Regions from separate parts of the Homo sapiens genome. Here region 1 is linked to region 2. The links are chromatin loops, found by intact Hi-C in ENCODE. Cell type or tissue: MCF 10A. All regions are shown on one strand. Each heading gives the region's core, and the rest is flanking DNA. Links, peaks and the distances in the headings are about the cores only.

Region 1 (9,779 bases), core at 3,648-6,147, 1.9 Mb before region 2:
CCACACCACATCTCCAGCAAGGGATCTGAATCAGGCTGAGATGGCTGAAATGACAGAAATAGAATTCAGAATATAGACAGGAATGAAGATAATTGAGGTGCAGGAGTATGCTGAAACCCAATCCAAGGAAGCTAAGAATCACAATAAAACAATTGCAGTAGATGGCAGACAAAGTAGCCAGATAGAAAAGAATGTAACAGACCTGATAGAGCCGAAAAGCATGGTACAAGAATTTCATAATGCAATCACAAGTATTAATAGCAGAATAGACCAAGCAGTGGAAAGAATCTTGGTGCTTGAAGACTGGCCCTGTGAAATAAGAGAATCAGACAAGAGGAGAGATAAAGGAACAAAAAGGAACAAACAGAACCTCTGAGAAATATGGGATTATGTAAAGAGACCAAATCTATGACTCATTGGTGTCTCTGAAAGAGATGGGAGAGTGTAAGCAACTTGGAAAACATATTTCAGGATATCATCCATGAGAACTTACCCAACCTAGGTAGAGAGGCCAGCATTAAAATTCAGGAAATGCAGAGAACCTCAGTAAGATACTTTACAAGATCATTACCAAGACACATAATCATCAGATTCTCCAAGGTTGAAATAAAAGAAAAAATGTTAAAGGCAGCTAGACAGAAAGGTCAGGTCACCTACAAAGCGATGCCCATTAGACCAACATAAGAGCAGACCTCTGAGTAGAAATCCTATGAGCCAGAGGAGATTAGGGGCCAATATTCAAATTATTATTTTTTATTTTTATTTTTTAGACAGAGGCTTGCTCTGTCACCCAGGCTGGAGTACAGTGGTGGATCTTGGCTCACTGCAACTTCCACTCCTGGGTTCAAGTGATTCTTCTGCCTCAGCCACCTGAGTAGCTGGGACTACAGGCACATGCCACCATGCCCGGCTAAATTTTGTATTTTTAGTAGAGATGGGGTTTCAACATGTTGTGGCCAGGCTAGTCTCCAACTCCTGATCTGCCTGCCTTGGACTCCCAAAGTGCTGGGATTATAGGCATGAGCCACCACGCCCAGACTCAACATTCTTTAAAAAAAAGAAATTCCATACCAGAATTTCATATTTGCCCAAACTTAGCTTTATAAGTGAAGGAGAGATAAGATGCTTTTCAGACAAGGAAATGGTGAGGGAATTTATTGCCACTAGACCTGCTTTACAGGAACTCCTGAAGTAAGCTCTAAATATGAAAAGGGAAAACCATTACCAGTCACTACAAAAACACACTTAAGTACACAGATAAGTGACACAATAAAGCAACCACACAAACAAGTCTGTATGATAACCAGCTAACATCTTGATGACAGGATCAAAGCCACATACATCAATACTAACTTTGAATATAAAGTGGCTAAATGCCCCAATTAAAAGGCACAAATGGCAAGCTGGATAAAGAACCAGGACCCATTATTGTACTGTCTTCAGGAGACGCATCTCACATGCAATGACACCCATAGGCTAAACATAAAGCAATGGAGAAAGATCTACCAAGCAAATAGAAAACAGAAAAAAGCAAGGGTGGCAATCCTAATTTCTCACAAGACAGACTTTAAACCTACAAAGGTCAAAAAAGAAAAAGAAGGGCATTACATAATGATAAAGGTTTCAATTCAACAAGGTGACCTAACTATCCTCAATATATATGCACCCAACACAGGAGCACCCATATTCATAAAGCAAATTCTTAGAGACTCTCAAAGAGACTTAGATTCCCAAATAATAATATTGGGAGACTTCAACACCACACTGACAGTATTAGAGAGGTTATCAAGGCATAAAAATAACAAGGATATTCAGGACAGGAACTCAGCACTGGATCAAATAGACCTGATAGACATCTACAGAACTCTCCACAGAAAACAACAGCATATACATTCTTCACATTGCCACATGTCACATACTCTAAAATCGATCACATAATTGGACATAAAACATTTCTCAGCAAATAGAAAAGTGCTGAAACTATAACAACTACTCTCTCAGACCACAGCACAATCAAATTAGAATTCAAGACTAAAAAAAAAATTCACTCTAAACCATAAAATTACATGAACATTGAATAACATGCTTCTGAATAACTTTTGGATAAATAATGAAATTAAGCCCAGACATGGTGGCTCATGCCTGTAATCCCAGCACTTGGGGAGGCCAAGGTGGGTGGATCGCCTGAGGTCAGGAGTTAGACACCAGCCTGGCCAACATGGCGAAAACCCATCTCTACTAAAAAATACAAAAATTAGCCAGGAGTGTTGGCACACACCTATAGTCCCAGCTACTCGAGAGGCTGAGGCAGGAGAATCGCTAGAACCTGGGAGGCAGAAGTTGCAGTGAGCAGAGGTCGCCCCATTGCACTCCAGCCTGGGCGGAAGAGGGAGACTCTGTCTCAAAAAAAAAAAAAAAAAAAAAAAAAGAAATTAAGGCAAAAATCTAGCAGTTCTTTGAAACTAATGAGAAGCAAGATAAAAGAAACCAGAATCTTTGGGACACCATTAAGGCAGTGTTAAGAGGGAAATTTATAGCACTAAATGCCCTCATCAAAAGTTTAGAAATACCTCAATTTAATATCACAACTAAAAGAACTAGAGAAGCAAGAGAAAACCAACCCTATAGGTAGCAGATGACATGAAACAACCAAAATCAGAGCTGAACTGAAGGAGATTGAGACACAAAAAAATCATTCAAAAGATCCATGAATTCAGGAGTTGTTTTTTTGAAGAAATTAATAAAATAACAATAAATATTATTTATAGATACATACAAATGTAATACACTATGCAATATTTACTGCAAAGAAACATATCACTTTTATAATAGTGGTTACTTCTAGGGAGAAAAAGAGTATTGATATCCGAAGGGACTATAAAAGCATTTTTATCTGTTGTGTTTTACTTCAACAAATTTTTGAAGGAATTTGTTAACTATGAGAATTGATAATAAAATAGATGGACTGCTGGTGTATTAGTCAGAGTTCCCTAGAGGGACAGAACTAATATATATTATACATTTATATATAAAGAAGAGTTTATTAAGTATTAACTTACATGGTCACAAGGTCCCACAATAGGCTGTCTGCAAGCTTGAGGAGCAAGGAGAGCCAGTCCGAGTCTCAAAACTGAAGAACTTGAAGTCCAATGTTCGAGGGCAGAAAGCATCCAGCACGGGAGAAATATGTAGGCTGAGAGTCTAGGCCAGTCTCTCATCACGTTTTTCTGCCTGCTTTACGTTTGCTGGCAGCCGATTAGATTGTGCCCACCAGATTAAGGGTGGGTCTGCCTTCCCCAGCCCACTGACTCAAATGTTAATCTCCTTTGGCAACACCCTCACAGACACACCCAGGATCAATACTTTGCATCCTTCAGTCCAATCAAGTTGACACTCAGTATTAACCATCACAGCTAGCTACACAAATAAAGAAAAGATCCAAATAAACACAATTAAAAACAATAAAGGGGATATTACCACTGACCCCACAGAAATACAAATAACCATCAGAGAATAGTATGAACATTTCTATGCATATAAACTAGAAAATCCAGAAGAAATGGATAAACTCCTTGTTACATACAACCTCCAAAGACTGAGCCGGGAAGAAATTGAATCCCTGAACAGAACAATAATGAGCTCTGAAATTGAATCAGTAATATATAGCCTACCAACTGAAAAAAGTCCAGGACCAGATGGATTCACAGCCGAATTCTACAAGATATACAAAGAAGACCTGGTACCATTTCTACTGAAACTATTTTTAAAAATTGAAAAGGAAAAACGAATCCTTAACTCATTCTATGAGGCAAGCATCATCCTGATACCAAAACCTGGCAGAGACACAACTTCAGGCCAATATCCTCAATGAACATCAATGCAAAAATCCTCAAGAAAATATTGGCAAACAGAATTCAGCAGCACATCAAAAAGGTTATCCATCATGATCAAGTAGGCTTTAACCCCAGGATGCAAAGTTTGCCCAACATACACAAATCAATAAATGTGATTCATCACATAAGCAGAACTAAAGACAAAAACCATGTGATTATCTTAATATATGTAGAAAAGGCTTTTGATACAATTTGACATCTATTCATGATAAAAACTCTCAAGAAACTAGGTATTGAAGGAGCACACCTCAAATTAATAAGAGCTATATATGACAGACCCACAACCAACATCATACTGAATGGGCAAAATCTGGAAGCATACCACCTTGAAAACTGGTGCAAGACAAGGATGCCCTCTCTCACCACTCCTATTCAACATAGTATTGGAAGTCCTGGCCAGGACAGTCAGGCAGGAGAAACAAACAAAGGGCCTCCAAGGAGAAAGAAAGAAAGTCAAACTATTTCTCTTTGCACACAACCCAATTCTATATCTAGAAAAGCCCATAGTCTTGGCCCAAAAGCTCCTTAAGCTGATAAGCAACTTTAGTAAAGATTCAGGATACAAAATCAACATACAAAAATCACTAGCATTCCTATAAAGTCAACAACAGCCAAGCAGAGAGCCAAGTCAGGAATTCAATCCCATTCACAATTGCCACAAAAAGCATAAAATACCTAGAAATGCAGCTAACCAGGGAGATGAAAGATCTCTACAAAGAGAACTATAAAACAACTGCTAAACAAAATCAGAGATGACACAAACAAATGGAAAATCATTTGTTTTTTTTACAAGAAGAAAACAACCCCACTTACAAGTGGGATGTTCACAAGAAGACATACGTGCAGCCAACAAGCATATAAAAAAAGCTCAATATCTCTAATCACTAGAGAAATGCAAATCAAAACCACAATGAGATACTATCTCACACCAGTCAGAATGGCTATTATTAAAAAGTCAAAAACAAAACAAAACAAAGCAAAAATACAGATACTGGCCAGGTTGTGGAGAAAAAGGAACGCTTATATACAGTAGGTGGCAGTATAAATTAGTTCAACCACTGTGGAAAACAGTTTGACAGTTCCTCAAAGACCTAAAAACGGAACTACCATTTGACCCAGCAATCCTATTACTGGGTATATATTCAAAGGAATATAAATCTTTCTATCATAAAGACACATGCACACATATGTTCACTGCAGCACTATTCATGATAGTAAAGACATGGAATCAACCTAAATGTCCATCAATGGTAGACTGTATAAAGGAAATGTGGTATATATATATATATATATATATACACACACACACACACACACCATGGAATACTATGCAGCCATAAGAAAGAACAAAATTATATTCTTTGTAGGAATATTGGTGGAGCTGCAGGCCATTATCCTTAGTAAACCAATGCAGGAACAGAAAACCAAATACTGCATGTTCTTACTTATAAGTGGGAGCTAAATGATGAGAACGCATGGACACACAGAGTGGAACAGCAGACACTGGGGTTTTCCAGAGGTTGAAGAGTGGGAAAAGGGAGAGGATCAGAAAAACTTACTAATGGATACTGGGCTTAATACCTAGGTGACGAAATAATGTGTATGACAAACCTCCATGACACAAGTTTACCAGTATAAGAAACCTGCACATGTACCTCAGAACTTAGAATAAAAGTAAAAAAAAAAAAAAAAAAAAGAAAGAAAATATAGGAGAAAAACGTAATGAATAAGGCATTTGTCATCATATACAAACTTATGTATCAAATTTTATACACAGATAATAGAGAATGCAACTTTTTCAAGCATGCCTAGGACATGCACAAAAATTTATCATATATTAGATCCAAAAGAAATTATTGGTAGGTTCAATAAAGTAGAAATATTAAAGAAAATATGATACATACACACAATGGAGTACTATTCAGACATAAAAAGAATGAGATTCTGTCATTTGCGACAACATGGATAGAACTGGAGATCATTTTGTTAAGTGAAATAAGGCAGGCAAAGAAAGACAAACATTGCATGTTCTCATTTATTTGTGGGATCCAAAAAAACAAAACAATTGAACTTATGGACATAAAGAGTAAAAGGATGCTAAACATAGGCTGGGAAGGGTAGTGAGGGGTGGGGATGGGTTGGTGTGAGAGGAGGTAGGGATGGTTAATGCATTAAAAAAAAATAATTAGAAAGAATAAATAAGACCTGCTATTTGATAGCACAACAGGGTGACTGTAGTCAATTATAATTTAATTGTACATTTAAAAATAACTAAATTAGTATAATTGGATTGTTTGCAACACAAAGGATAAATGCTTTCGAGGATGGATACCCCAGGATTCATGATGTGATTATTACACATTACATGCCTGTATCAAAACATTTTATATACCCCAAAATATATACATCTTCTATGCACCCACACAAATTAAAAATTAAAAGTAGAAATATTATAAACAATATTTTAACCTACAATGTAATAAAACTAGAAATTAATATAAAACTTAATAATTAAAAAGACTCTTCCACCTGGAAATTTACAAAAGCCCTATCAAACAACTCTTGGGCCATGGGGAAATACGAATAGAATTATGCAATCTCTAAAATAATGGTGAACCATTTGTGATTTTTCTCAGTGAAGTTTATGATCACTTTTTTAGAGTTTTATTATTTTAAATTTCATACTTAGAAGGACATCACAGACTGAAGAATACTGCTTTTACTTCATTTTTAAATAATGTAACCTTTATTTTACAGGATTGAAGTTTTGGATCCCACTTATCCCATTATGTTGGGGTTTTACTATACATTATTATATGATTAGCTAACAACTTATTTATTCCTCTGCTAGTGGTGCTTTAGGGTGCTTCTGACAAATATGTTAACTTTTTTTTTTTTGGCGTGGGGAGATGGAGTTTTGCTCTTGTCGCCCAGGCCGGAGTGCAATCACACGATCTCAGCTCACTGCAACCTCCGCCTCCCAGGTTCAAGTGATTCTCCTGCCTTAGCCTCCTGAGTAGCTGGGATTACAGGCACCTGCCACCACGCCCTGCTAATTTTTGTATTTTTAGTAGAGACGGGGTTTCATCATGTGGGCCAGGCTGGTCTCGAACTCCTGACCTCAGGTGATCCACCCGCCTCTGCCTCCCAAAGCTCTGGGATTACAGGCATGAGCCACCATGCCCAGACACTGTTAACATTTTTTTATGCAGCTCTTCTTTTGTTTATGCTATGCGTTTTAATTGTTGTTTTAGGTTATTTGTATTCCAAAATTTACTACATATTGCTAAATTGCTTTCTGAATTGGTGTCATATAAATATTAATTTGACCAGTAAACAATGAGACTTCCCATTTTACTGCAATTTCACCAGCATTTGGTGGTAATTTTTTTTTAATTTGCCAAACCCAAGAGTAAGAAGTAATAATTTCATTAACATAAGCAGTAAAAGCTGTTCTTAAGAAAAGTGATGCCAGAAGCAATTTCCTCATTGCCAGCTTTGTGTTATCTAAGCAGATTACATAGCTCCCCCATGCCTCAGTTTCCTCATCTGCAAAATTAGGATAATAATCATACCTAATTCATAAGGCTCCTGTGAGGGTTAAATGTGTTAATAATATAAAGCACTTAGAACAGTGCTTGCTTTATAGTAAGCACCATGAAAAACCTACCAGTTATAAATTATCCCGATAATTTACTTATAGTGCTAGAGAAATGTCTTATTAGGTGTGCATTTGGTTGTCATGTCCCTTTAGTTTCCTTTAATCTGGACTACTTCATTCGATTTTCTTTGTCTTTTATGACATTAATATTTCTGAAGAATACAAGTCAATTAGTTTGCAGACTGTTCATCAATTTGGGAACAACCCTTGGGCCATGGGGAAATACAAATAGAATTATGCAATCTCTAAAATAATGATGAACCATTTGTGATTTTTCTCAGTGAAGTTTATGATCACTTTTTTAGAGTTTTATTATTTTAAATTTCATACTTAGGACATCACAGACTGAAGAATACTGCTTTTACTTCATTTTTAAATAATGTAACCTTTATTTTACATTATTGAAGTTTTGGATCCCACTTATCCCATTATGTTGGGGTTATGACATTTTCTCATAGTTAGACTCAGGTTGTGCGTTATTTGTTCTCAAAAACACCTCTCATCTGATTTTCCATAGATAGTTCTGAAGCTGGCATGGCCTTTCAAAGCTTACTAGATTAGGTTGAGGAGGGTCAAGACACCCATTGAGCAGGCTGCCCTGGGAAAGAGTATGACCTCACAGAATGGAGCTCTTTTTAGCAAAGGGCAATTTCCAGAGGGGAATGACAGTTGAATGACATTAGTCCCAGTACTCCCAGAAGCTGGGCAGAAAGTCCTTCAGTCTTGAAGGGGGAGCTAAGAGGCATATCAGAACTTCACTACATTCACAATGCAAATTAAAGAATATATGAACTATATCATGCCTTTTATGTAAAGTCTTAAAATAAGTAAAGTGATACTATATGTCATGTCAGACACCTGTGTATAGAATAATAATATAAAATGATGAACATTAAATTCAGATTATTGGTTACATCTGGGAGGTGGATGTGATAATGCAGTAAGGGAGGGATACTCAGGAGTCTTTACCTATATTAGTAAAGATTCTTCTTTAAATCAAGAGAAAATAATTGATTTCTTTAAGTTGGAGGAGAACCCTCATGTGTTTAATATTGTACTGTTTATGCTTATTTCTGAAATGTTTCAACATAATGTTACTGGGATCATAAAAATCATTTTAGCATTTCCTGAACATAACAAATGATCCATGCTTAGTTTTAAATAGCTTTAATTAGGAAAGTAATTTGTGCTTATGGTAAACTTCAACTGCACAGAAATGAACTAGATAAAAACTAATAGTCTCCTTTGCCATACCCTTGTGCTCTCAATGTCCCTCTCCCCAGATAAGACTTAAAAACATCATCTTTCTTTCCAGAAATATTCTGCTTCTCTTCCTTGATAAGACAAATTGGAGTGTTTTATATACGTTGTTCGGCAACCTCCTTTTTTCTTTTTATTTAACAATAAATATTGAACATATTTCTTTATCAATACTTTTATTCTTAATTGTTTCTGACATCAGCATAACATTTCATTGAATGGCTGCACTATTTCTTTAAGCTATTTTCCAATTGATGGCATTTAGTTCTTTCTAAACTTTTTATTTTGTAATTTACACTCAATAATATGCTAATTTATGTGGCACTCAATCACAATTAAAGGGTAATCATTTACCTGTGAGAAGGGATGGCAGGAGGAAGGAGGTCCACAGTTCTTACTATCTTCATCATCTCATGGAATTACCATTTCTTCTTCAAGGATATTCTGCCTTTCTCATCTTATTTAATCTCATGATGACACCAATATTTCTCAGATTTTAGAGAAACATTCACATCTACCAAGAATTTAAGAACCTCACGTTTGTGGACTTCTAATATGGAGAATCAGTTCAAGGATTGGTGAGGAGTTCCAGAGAGATGGAGGTAGAATGGGAGAGAAACAAGTATCTTGTCATCAGGGGTCCAGGTTTAGCACCTCAAGTATCTAAAGAATACTACTCTGGGAGCCATCTTCATAGAAAAGTCTGCATATTTTTAGATCCTGTAAGTCTAGTCAGACCTGTATGTATATATAGGAAACATCTTTTGTTGAATTTTCTTGCATTTGAGGTCCCTTATTCAACCCATTTTGGCCTGTCTCAATGATATACACACAGTTATCACAGTGTTCCATAATTTACATTTGTATTGGCTCTAATAATGATGACTTGTAGGTCAGAGGTCTATAGAGTGGGTTCCCAGAAATAATTAAAATTGAATAGCCATAAGGTATAATTAATACAACTC
Region 2 (9,779 bases), core at 3,663-6,162:
TATGATCGACTTTCTCAAACACCTCAAAAACCTTTTAGTGTCTGGTCGACTCTCCTGCACTTTGGATAATCCCCACTTCTCTTACATAAAAGGATCTTACACTCTGAATCTCTTTTCCATCTCCCTCCTTTCTCCGTAAATGTTCTCTTGACTCAGTTATTGTCCATAGATGGCACTTTGGGTTTTGGAAGGATTTTCAATTTTATCAGTGACCTCTCAAATTTCAAAGAATCACATTGGGAAACCAGAATAGGGAAATGGAGAAGACATTTTGAATATGCATCTCAAGAGGTTCTTTGCAATATTTTCCTTGCAGTTAGTTGCAGACAAGCTTCTTTGTTGTTGAACCTATTAAGCAGACACATGTACCCTTTTCCCAGAGTCACACATTTATTCTGGATCCTTCTAGAATCTAAACTTAAATCAGTGAGGACCATATTACCTTACTTGACTTGTAATCATTACAACAACTCTGGGATTAGTAAGCACATGGATTTGCACAATAGAATCATATAATATATTTAATATATGACATTTCATATATGTCTTTCTGTACTACCACAAGTGATGGTCTGTATTGACCATTTTCATATAAGGAATTAATATTATATTTATATCTCCCAGAGGATTTGAGAGACTGCAGAAGAAGAAGGAAATAAGAAAAAAGAGTGGCCAAACTTGGAGTTACAGAAAGTATTTACTTAAAAAAAAAGCAATAAAAATAGCCAATTATACAAAAACAGTTAATACCGGAAATAGCAGTGACTCAGTTTCTATTTCAATTTCGAGTTACTTGAAGACCTTTTTGTTGTCCAAAGCTCTTGTTAATGTAAAATAAAATAAAATTACCTTGAAAGTTTTTACTTTCCTATCTGATTATTTTAACCTAGTACTTATATTGACTTGGAAATCTGCAAGCTTAAATTACCTAAATAACAAAGATGAAAGTTATAATTACAGTAGTACCTTCTCCTGTATTCTCCTATTCTTAAGACCCTGGAATTGTTAAGGAGACTCATCTGGAAAAGTTACCACTTAAAAAAACTCCTTAGCTAATAGGTATTAGTAAACTTAGTAAACCTTTGGTTTTAGAATAAATTCAGATTTACAGAATAAATGCAAAGGTAATACAAAGAGTTCCTTATATACCCCACACTTAATTTACCAAATTATTAGCATCTTAGTATGGTATGTTTGTCCCAATTAATGAAAGATTATTGATATCTTATTATTAACTCAAATTTGTACTTTATTCAGATTTCCTTAATTTCTCCCTAATGTTCCTTTTTCTTTTTCAGGATACAAGGTTAGGCCACTCTAGATGGTGATGGTTTCTCAGACTCTTCTTGCTTTTGATGACCTTGATAGTTTTGAGGAGTACTGGTATTCTGTAGAATAATACTCAGTTGAGATTTATCTAATGCCTTTCTCATGGTTAAACTCTGGCAATAGTTTTTGGGAAGAAGATCCTAGTAGTAAAGTACCATTCTTATATTCTATCAGCAAAACTTACTATCTGCGATGATTCTGTTGATGTTAATCTTGATCACCTGGCTTAAGACAGTAGCTTTCAAGTTTCTATGCCATACATTTACTCTTATTCCCACTTTCCTCTATACTATATCCTTTCAATAAAAATCATTATATAAATTTACAATTAAGGAGTGGGAATTTATGTCCTACCTCTTTGATGGTGACATATCTACAAAAATTACTTGGAGTTTTCTGAGGCAGATTTATCTATTCTCCTTCCATCTATTATTTATTCAAGCATTTACTTATGTCAATGTCATAAAATTGTTTAATACAGTTGCTGCCATGGCATCCATTTTTAGGCTTGACATGAGTTGTCTGAAACCTAGTCGTACCCTGTAACCTTTAGCCTAGTTAAAACTTCCCCTCGCCATGTAGTTGTTTGGGGAGATATAACTCACTTGTGCCTCATTTTTTTGACCCCAGGCTCAACACATCCCACAGCTGCTGATCATGATGAAACTTAATGGTCAACACCAGGCATGTAATTAAGTTTCCCCTTTTCACATTTTTTTTTTTTTTTAACTAGCCAATCCACACCCTAAGGGATACCCATGGCCCCATGGACCTTAATAAAGGCACAGTCCCCCAGGTGCTTACTCGCGCTCTCTCTTGCTCTCTACGGACCGTTTGAGTACCCTGTTGTCTCCGGCCTTCTCTCAGGGGCAACCCTCTGCATTTATGGATCAGTGAGTAATAAGTACTTTGGCTATTTCATGTTTTGTTGTGCTGCCTCCTCCGTGTTTCACCTAACAGGCACACCCATCCTAAGTTCCTCTCATCCCTAGGAAAGCTCCCTTAAAAAGTGACTATTATGGCTCATGGCCACTCTCAAGAGAGGCACCTCCAGACCAAATTAGAACAATATCACAAGTCATCATAAACTTTTGGATCTTTATTTTATATTTTGGGTTAAGATCCAAAACCACTTTACAGTTTTTGCCCAAATTATTCCAGCTTTGGCCACTGGACCTCTTTTAGTTATCTGCTGAGTCCACTGGCATACTCTCGTTGTGTTTTGTTTGGTTTCGTTTTAACACTTCGTTATTTTCTGGCACTGTGTGATACTCCAGGCTCATCTCGTATGGTTCTTTTCCAAGTCCTAGAATAAGTTATTTCTCCAAGGAGCCATGCAGGTTTGTTCTATTTAAGGGTCATATTAGAGACCAAATTTATGCACTAGCTGTGCTCATTGCTACTGATGTGTCACTGTCTCTGAGCTGACAGAGCAGGGAAAGTTATGTGTGTATATGAACCCTTGTACTTACACATATTTATCTATATGTCCATATGTAATTATTGGCATGTATATTAAGCTAAAATGAGTTCATACTTATGCCTTCTACTTTAATCCATTACTACATGGATCATTCTAGCCTGCTTCCTTGCTTATCTGTAACCTCCCACTCCCTGGAGTGTGATCACTGGCTTCTACCAGTTGCCATTCATTTACTTAATTGCTCAGTTCCAGTATACATATATAGTAGTTTTAGCATGTTACCTCCATGGGAGAAGAAAAAAAAACTTTATTAACTAAAGTGCAGTGCTTTGTACAATTCCATTTGCCTTTTGTCCTGCAGACTCCACTCACTCCCGAAGTTACTTAGGTCAGCACCTTACTATATTTTCCCCTTCAGTGAAGTTGTTGCATACATTTGTAATATATTTAGCTTATTTGGTTGTGTTCTGCATTTCCTTCAGGATCATCTGATCCATAAAGTATGTACATTTTGCAATCTGAGTGCATTAAGATTTACTGTCTGTTGTCAATTTCTGTGGGTTTTGATAAATGTTTAATGTCTTGAATCCACCATTTTAGTATCATACAGGATAACTTCGTCACCCTGCAAAAAATCTCATGTGCTACACTTATTCAACCTTCACCCTCCAACTCCTGCCAAACTCTTCAATTAACCACTAGTGAGTTTCCCCACTATAATGTTTCCTTTTAAGAAATTTCATATAACTTGAGCCCTATAGTATGTAGGCTTTTCATACTGGCTTCTTTCACATATGATATTCATTTAGGTTCAGCCATGACTTTGTGGCATGATAGCTCATCTAATTTTATTGCCAAAAATATTTTATAGCATGGATGCCCCACAGCTTGTTTATTCACCTATTGTAGGGCATCTTGGTTGCTTCAATTTTAGGCCATTGTAAAAGAAATTGCTATAATCAGTTATCTGCAGGTTGTTATATGGACACAACCCTCTCATTCAATTGAGTAAATACCTAGGAGTATGCTAGGGGAATCATATAATAAGACTACTGTTAGCTTTGCAAGCAACTGTCAAACAGCTTTTCAAAGTGGCCGTACCATTTTGCTTTTCCACCAGCAATAAATGAGAGTTCCTATGGCTCCCGATCCATACCAGCATTTTGCATTGTCAGTGTTTTGGATTTTAGCTGTCCTTATAGGTGTGTAGCACTATCTCATTGTTGCTTAAATTTGCAGTTTCCTTATGAAAAATGATACTGAGCATTTTTTTCATATGATTATTTTCCATCTGTACATCTTCTTTAGCAGACATGTTTTGCAAATGTTTTCTCTGGGTGTTTTTATTTTATTGTCTTTCACAGAGTAGAAGTTTCTAATTTTAATAAGCAATTTACCAATTCTTTCTTTCATGGATTATGCTAGTGGTGTTTTATTTTAAAAGCCCATCACCAAATCCAAGGTCATATAGATTTTCTCCCATGTTCAAAAATCTTACAGTTTTGTATTATGTATTCTCTGTATTCTATTTTTGAGCTAATTTTTGTGTAATATGTAAGGTCTGTTTCTAAGTTCATGTTTTTGTCTGGAGAGGTCCAATTTCTCCAGCACCAGTTGACAAGATTATTCTTCCTCATTTGATGTGTCTTTCTCTATCAAAGATCAGTTGACTATGTTCGTATAAGTCAGTTTCTAAGTCCTCTATTGTTATCTATGCATTAATTTTTTTCACCAATACTATACTGTCTCAACTACTGTGCCTTTATAATAAGTATTAAAATGAGGTATTGTGAGCCATTTAACTTTCTTCCACTTTGGTATTGTGTTTGCCTTTCTATAAAAAATTTTAGAATCAGTTTTTCAATATCAATAAATAGCCTGCTAGGATTTTGAGTGGGGTTTCATTGAATCTCTAGATTAAGTTGGGAATAATTGTCAGTTTAGAAATACTGAGTCTTCAAATTTGTGAACATCAATTATCTGTTTTATTTGGATCTGTTTTGAACTGTTTCATCAATTTTTGTAAATAGTATTCATTTTAGAATTTCAAATTTCAATTGTTAATTGCTGGTATATAGGAAACAATTGAGTTTTGTACATTAACCTTATATCCTGTGACTTTTTAATATTCACTTTTTAGGTTCAGAAATTTGTTGTTAATTCTTTGGAATTTTCTAGCTAGATAATTATGTAATCTATGAACAAGAGCATATGATCCTTTATTTTAAAATTTGTAGGATTTTACTTGTTTTTCTTGTCTTGTACTAGCTAGAATTTCCAGTATGATATTGACTAGAAAGGGTAAAAGAAGACATTGTTGCCACCTTTCTAATCCTAGGGGAATTGCACCCAACTTTTCACCATTATATATGACGTTAGCTATAGGTTTATGTATATATTCTCTAACAAATGGAAAAAGTTTCTCTCTTCCCGTCTTGCAAAGAGTTTTTACAATGAAAGTCTGCTGGATTTAGTGGGTTTTTTTTTTCAGTGTCAATTGATAGGATCGTTAGGTTTTCTTCATTAGTGTGTTAATGTAGTAGACTACATTGATTTTTTTTTTTTGTAATGTTGAACTAGCCTTACATACTAGAATAAGTTCCATGTGGTTGTAGTGTATAATTCTTTTTCTACATTGTTGGGTTTGATATGACAATATGTGCAGGGTGCAGTGTCAAAGTTTGATAGTTACTGGTTTGTAGTTTTTCTTTCTTTTTAATATCTTTATCTGGTTTTGGTATTAGGGAGATGCTGTCCTTATAGAGAGAGTGGGAAAGAGTTCTTTCTTCTATTTCCTGAAATATATTGTATAAAACTGGTGATATAATACTTTGTGTTTGGTGGAATTCTATTAGTTTTGCTTCACATATTTTGATGCCATGTTAGGTCCTTGCCCATTTAAAAGTGCTATGTATTCTTGGAAAATTGGTCTCTTTATTATTATATAATAATAATATATCCTCATAATTTTTTCTGCTATCCTCATAATTTTTTCTGCTATCCTCATAATTTTTTCTGCTATCCTCATAATTTTTCTGCTATCCTCATAATTTTTCTGTTCTGAAACCTACTTTGCTTGAAATCAATACAGCTACTCCAACTTAGTTGGCTAATACTAGCACAGTATGGCTTTCTCCACCTCGTTACTTTTAATCTATCAGGGTGTTTATATTCAGTGTGTGTTTCTTATGGGCAACATATAGTTAGGTCTTGTTTATTTATTTTATTTTGACGTGGAATCTCACTCTGTCACCCAGGCTGGAGTGCAATGGCATGATCTCGGCTCACTGCAACTTCTGCCTTCCGAGTTCAAGTGGTTCTCCTGCCTCAGCCTCAAGATTACGTGCAATTACAGGTTCCTGCCACCATGCCCGGCTAATTTTTGTATTTTTAGTAGAGACGGGGTTTCACCATGTTGGCCAGGCTGGTCTCGAATGCCTGACCTCAAGTTATCTGCCTGCCTCAGCCTCCCACATGGTTGTGTTTATTTTTATATACTCTGACAATCTTCTTAATTTGTGTATATAGAACACTCACATTTACAGTTATTGTTGGTGTATTTGCATCAATCATTATGTAGCTGCTACTTGTTGCCAAAGGTCTCTTTTTTTTTGCTTTCTCTTGTCTTAATTGAAAATTTTAGATGATTATATTTTATTTCTTGTTTATCAATTACACTCTTTAAAAAATTAGTGATTTCCTCAGTTTACATTCTAACTGATCTAACTCCATTTTCAAATAACACTATTCCATTACATTTGCAATGCTGGTATCTTATAACAATTCTTAATTCCTCTCTGTCATTTATTCTAGCAGTATTGTTGTTCTTCTAACTTATCTATATGTTATAATCATCATTTACATTTATATTTTAAGTGTCTTTTAGGTGAGTTGTCTTTTAAACCCTTTTACAAATAAGAAAAATAAAATATTTTTTATCATGTATTATCATTTATTCGTTTCTGATCTATATTTTTCTTCCATAAGAGACACCATTTTTGGTTATCAAAAGAAAGTTTTTGTCCTCTCTCTTGACTTTGGAAGGATAATTTTGCTGGATATAAAATACTACTCTTTTTCTTTTTTTGTTCAGAATTCCAAATATTTTACTCCACTTGCCTTTTCTTGCATGAATTCTGATGAGAAGTTTGCTGTAGCAATAATTATCCTTGTTCCTCTCTAGCTAAAGTGCTCTTCCTTCAGTCTTATTTCATGATCCTTTTTTGTCTTTGGTTTACTGGAGTTTAAATATAATATTTAACGGTTTAGTTTGGCATTTCTTCTGCTTGTTGTCCTTTGACATTCCTGGATATGTGACTTGATGTAGAAAGTTTTTTTTTTACCTCAAATATTTCATCTACTCTCTTCTTTCTCCTTCTGATATTCCAATTATGTATGTGTTACTGGTATATATATATATATATATACTTTTTTTTTGAGATGGATTCTCATTTTGTCACGCAGGCTGGAGTGCAGTGGCATAATCTTGGCTCACTGTGACCTCTGCCTCCTGGGTTCAAGCGATTCTCTTGCCTCGGCCTCCTGAGTAGCTGGGATTACAGGTGCCTGCCGCCATGCCCAACTAATCTTTGTATTTTTAGTAGAGATGGGGTTTAGCCATTTTGGCCAGGCTGGTCTCAAACTCCTGGCTTCAAGTGATCCACCTGCCTCGGCCTCCCAAAGTGCTAGGATTACAGGTGTGAGCAACTGTGCCTGGACAGCATGTGTTACTTTTGAAATTGTCCCACTGTTTTTGGATGTTCTGGGTTTTTCTATTTAACCTTTTTACCATTGCATTTTAATCTGGAGAATTTCTGTTGAACTATTTTCAGACTCAATGATGCTTTGGACTTGTGTCTACTGATAAGTCTATTTAAGGCAGTCTTCCTTTCTCTTACATTATTCTTTGATTTCTAGCATTTCCTTTGACTCTTTCCTGGATATTTTATTTTTAATTTTATTATCCATTGTCCTTGTGTTATCTGCTTTTTTCCATTACAGCCCTTAAAATATTAATCAGTCATTGTCAATTCCCTGTCTGATTATTTTAACATCTGTGTTATGTCTAATCTGGTTCTGATGTTTTCTTTGTCTCTTCAAATGGTGGATTCTTTTTTTTCTTGCCTTCTTGTATTTTTTTAAATAACTAATATGTGTTTTCAGGCCATAGGAACTAAAATAGATTTCTCTTATGAGGATTTAAGTTGATCTAAATTTGCTTTGATTAATGCTTTCTGTTGCTATAGTTAACCGAATTCAGATTCCTCTTGTGTATTTGTTTTGGTCTTTCCTCTTAACTTTGAGCTCCTATAAATTCTCCTCCCTTAAAAAATAAAAGTAGGTTTATTGTAGTTCTTTCAGCTATAATCAACTATTATCACAATGGACCCCTGTTAATGTGGTATAAGATAAAGGGGAGTGAGAACTTTCTAAACTTTTCCAGTGAAATCTGTTTCTGTGTTGGCCTGTGTCTCTGGCCTTTACTCTCATCAGTATTTCTTTTTATACAGCTTTTCCACTCTCCCATCTCCTAGGTGAGACAGGAAGTCTGGGTGGGGCTGAATGGGAGGAATGCCTTTCTTCCCTGGCTCAGTGACACGGCTCTGGTAAAATTATTCCTCTGGAGAGTAGGCCTTTGATAGGAAGAAGAATATAAAATATTGTACAAAGATTACTCTTCTTTCCCCTACCAAGCTGAAGGTGATTAGCATACAAATTTTAAAAACCCAGCACATCCATTTGAATACAAACTGAAATTCTTGAAATATAAAATTAAACAATTATTCTTATTCGATATTTTCTTTGATGAAAGAGCTCTCATTGGTCATTTTCTGGAATCTATAGACAAATAATTTAAAAAATAGAAACTTCAGAATTTAGGGTTCCTTTTAAATCCTGGCTACATCTTCTATCGTCACATAAAACACAAGACTGAGTGTTTAGGATAGGAGATATTACAACATGTTGGCATAAGGATGATAATCCAGCTGAGATGGAAATCTTGATGATATGGATATGAAATGGGTTGATTGCAGAAGGTGTATTCTTCAAGTGGATAGGATTCAGTGTGAAAGTACGGAGGTTTGCCTAAAAGAGAAATGGGATAATTTGACTACCATAATGGCCAAGTATAGCATGAATGGTAGATGTAGCTTTGGAAGAGCCTGAAAGTTGTATTTGGTTTGTTGCTTTTTCAGTGATGTGAGAAACATACATATTTTTGAAGGGTCAAGAGTTGGGAAGTAGATTTGAAAGTTTAAGAATAGAAATTATTGTTTCTGATATAGGAAAAAATGGCTAGGGAGAATGAGCAGGTTTTCTCGGCAGCAATAAGAACTCACTTGAAACTAATACTTAAAAGCTAAAAATGATGTGTGCTATGGTTGTCTATTTTTCTCCATTTGCATTTAGATAAGATGTTTCTGGTATTGCATAGATGAAAAGTTATCATTCTGGGTTAACTCTATATACCGTGAAAGAATTCAAAGGTAAATGTGTTTGGGGTGACAGGATAAATACCAGGATGTAGGGATATATGAGGATTCTTCAGGTACTGTGGGGAAGGTCATGAAGGTAATCAAGCCATTTGTATGGACATTGCTATTACTTCCAAAGGAGCTGGCAGAGAAAGCCTGTAGAAGAAAACTGAACCACCTTAGTAAAATATCTTGCAAAATAAAAGAAAATGACCTAGTTAGTCAGATGATATAAGAAGGGGAGTAGAGTAGTTTAGCCAGGTGATATCTCAAAAGGAGAGGGAGGCGGCATTAGAATATGGTGCTGGAGTTTTTTTGTTTGTTTGTTTGTTTTAGAAGTAGCAGTGGTGTGTAAATGTTAATGTTTTTTCCTCTATCTGACATTTGTACATCGGGGCAAAAAAGTGTATATTTATTGAATCATACAGGAAATGATTAGGTGACTAGAGGAAATTTGTAACTTTAGTAGATTGTCATCAAGTGAAGTCACTTTTGAAGACCAGCTTTAAATGTATAACATAGCATGACAGAAATTAAACTGAGAACATATT

Evidence for each region. Peaks named below come from ENCODE experiments on the same cell type or tissue, not always from the same donor. Only the 100,000 strongest peaks of a DNase experiment are listed, where the experiment ranks them.
Region 1: a loop joins it to region 2, with 18 times the contacts of the local background. A loop is called at or near these places in 2 of 110 quality-filtered maps.

Annotation. Positions count from the first base shown.
Region 1 is chr2:83,812,857-83,822,635 of GRCh38, reverse strand. No RefSeq gene overlaps it. Among named protein-coding and RNA genes, the nearest start is that of LINC01809, 290 kb to the right of the region's middle. In MCF 10A, for the core only: a CTCF peak has its summit at 4,911 (motif pointing right); no DNase peak of the experiment used is centred there.
Region 2 is chr2:81,896,514-81,906,292 of GRCh38, reverse strand. No RefSeq gene overlaps it. Among named protein-coding and RNA genes, the nearest start is that of LINC01815, 430 kb to the right of the region's middle. In MCF 10A, for the core only: a CTCF peak has its summit at 5,105; no DNase peak of the experiment used is centred there.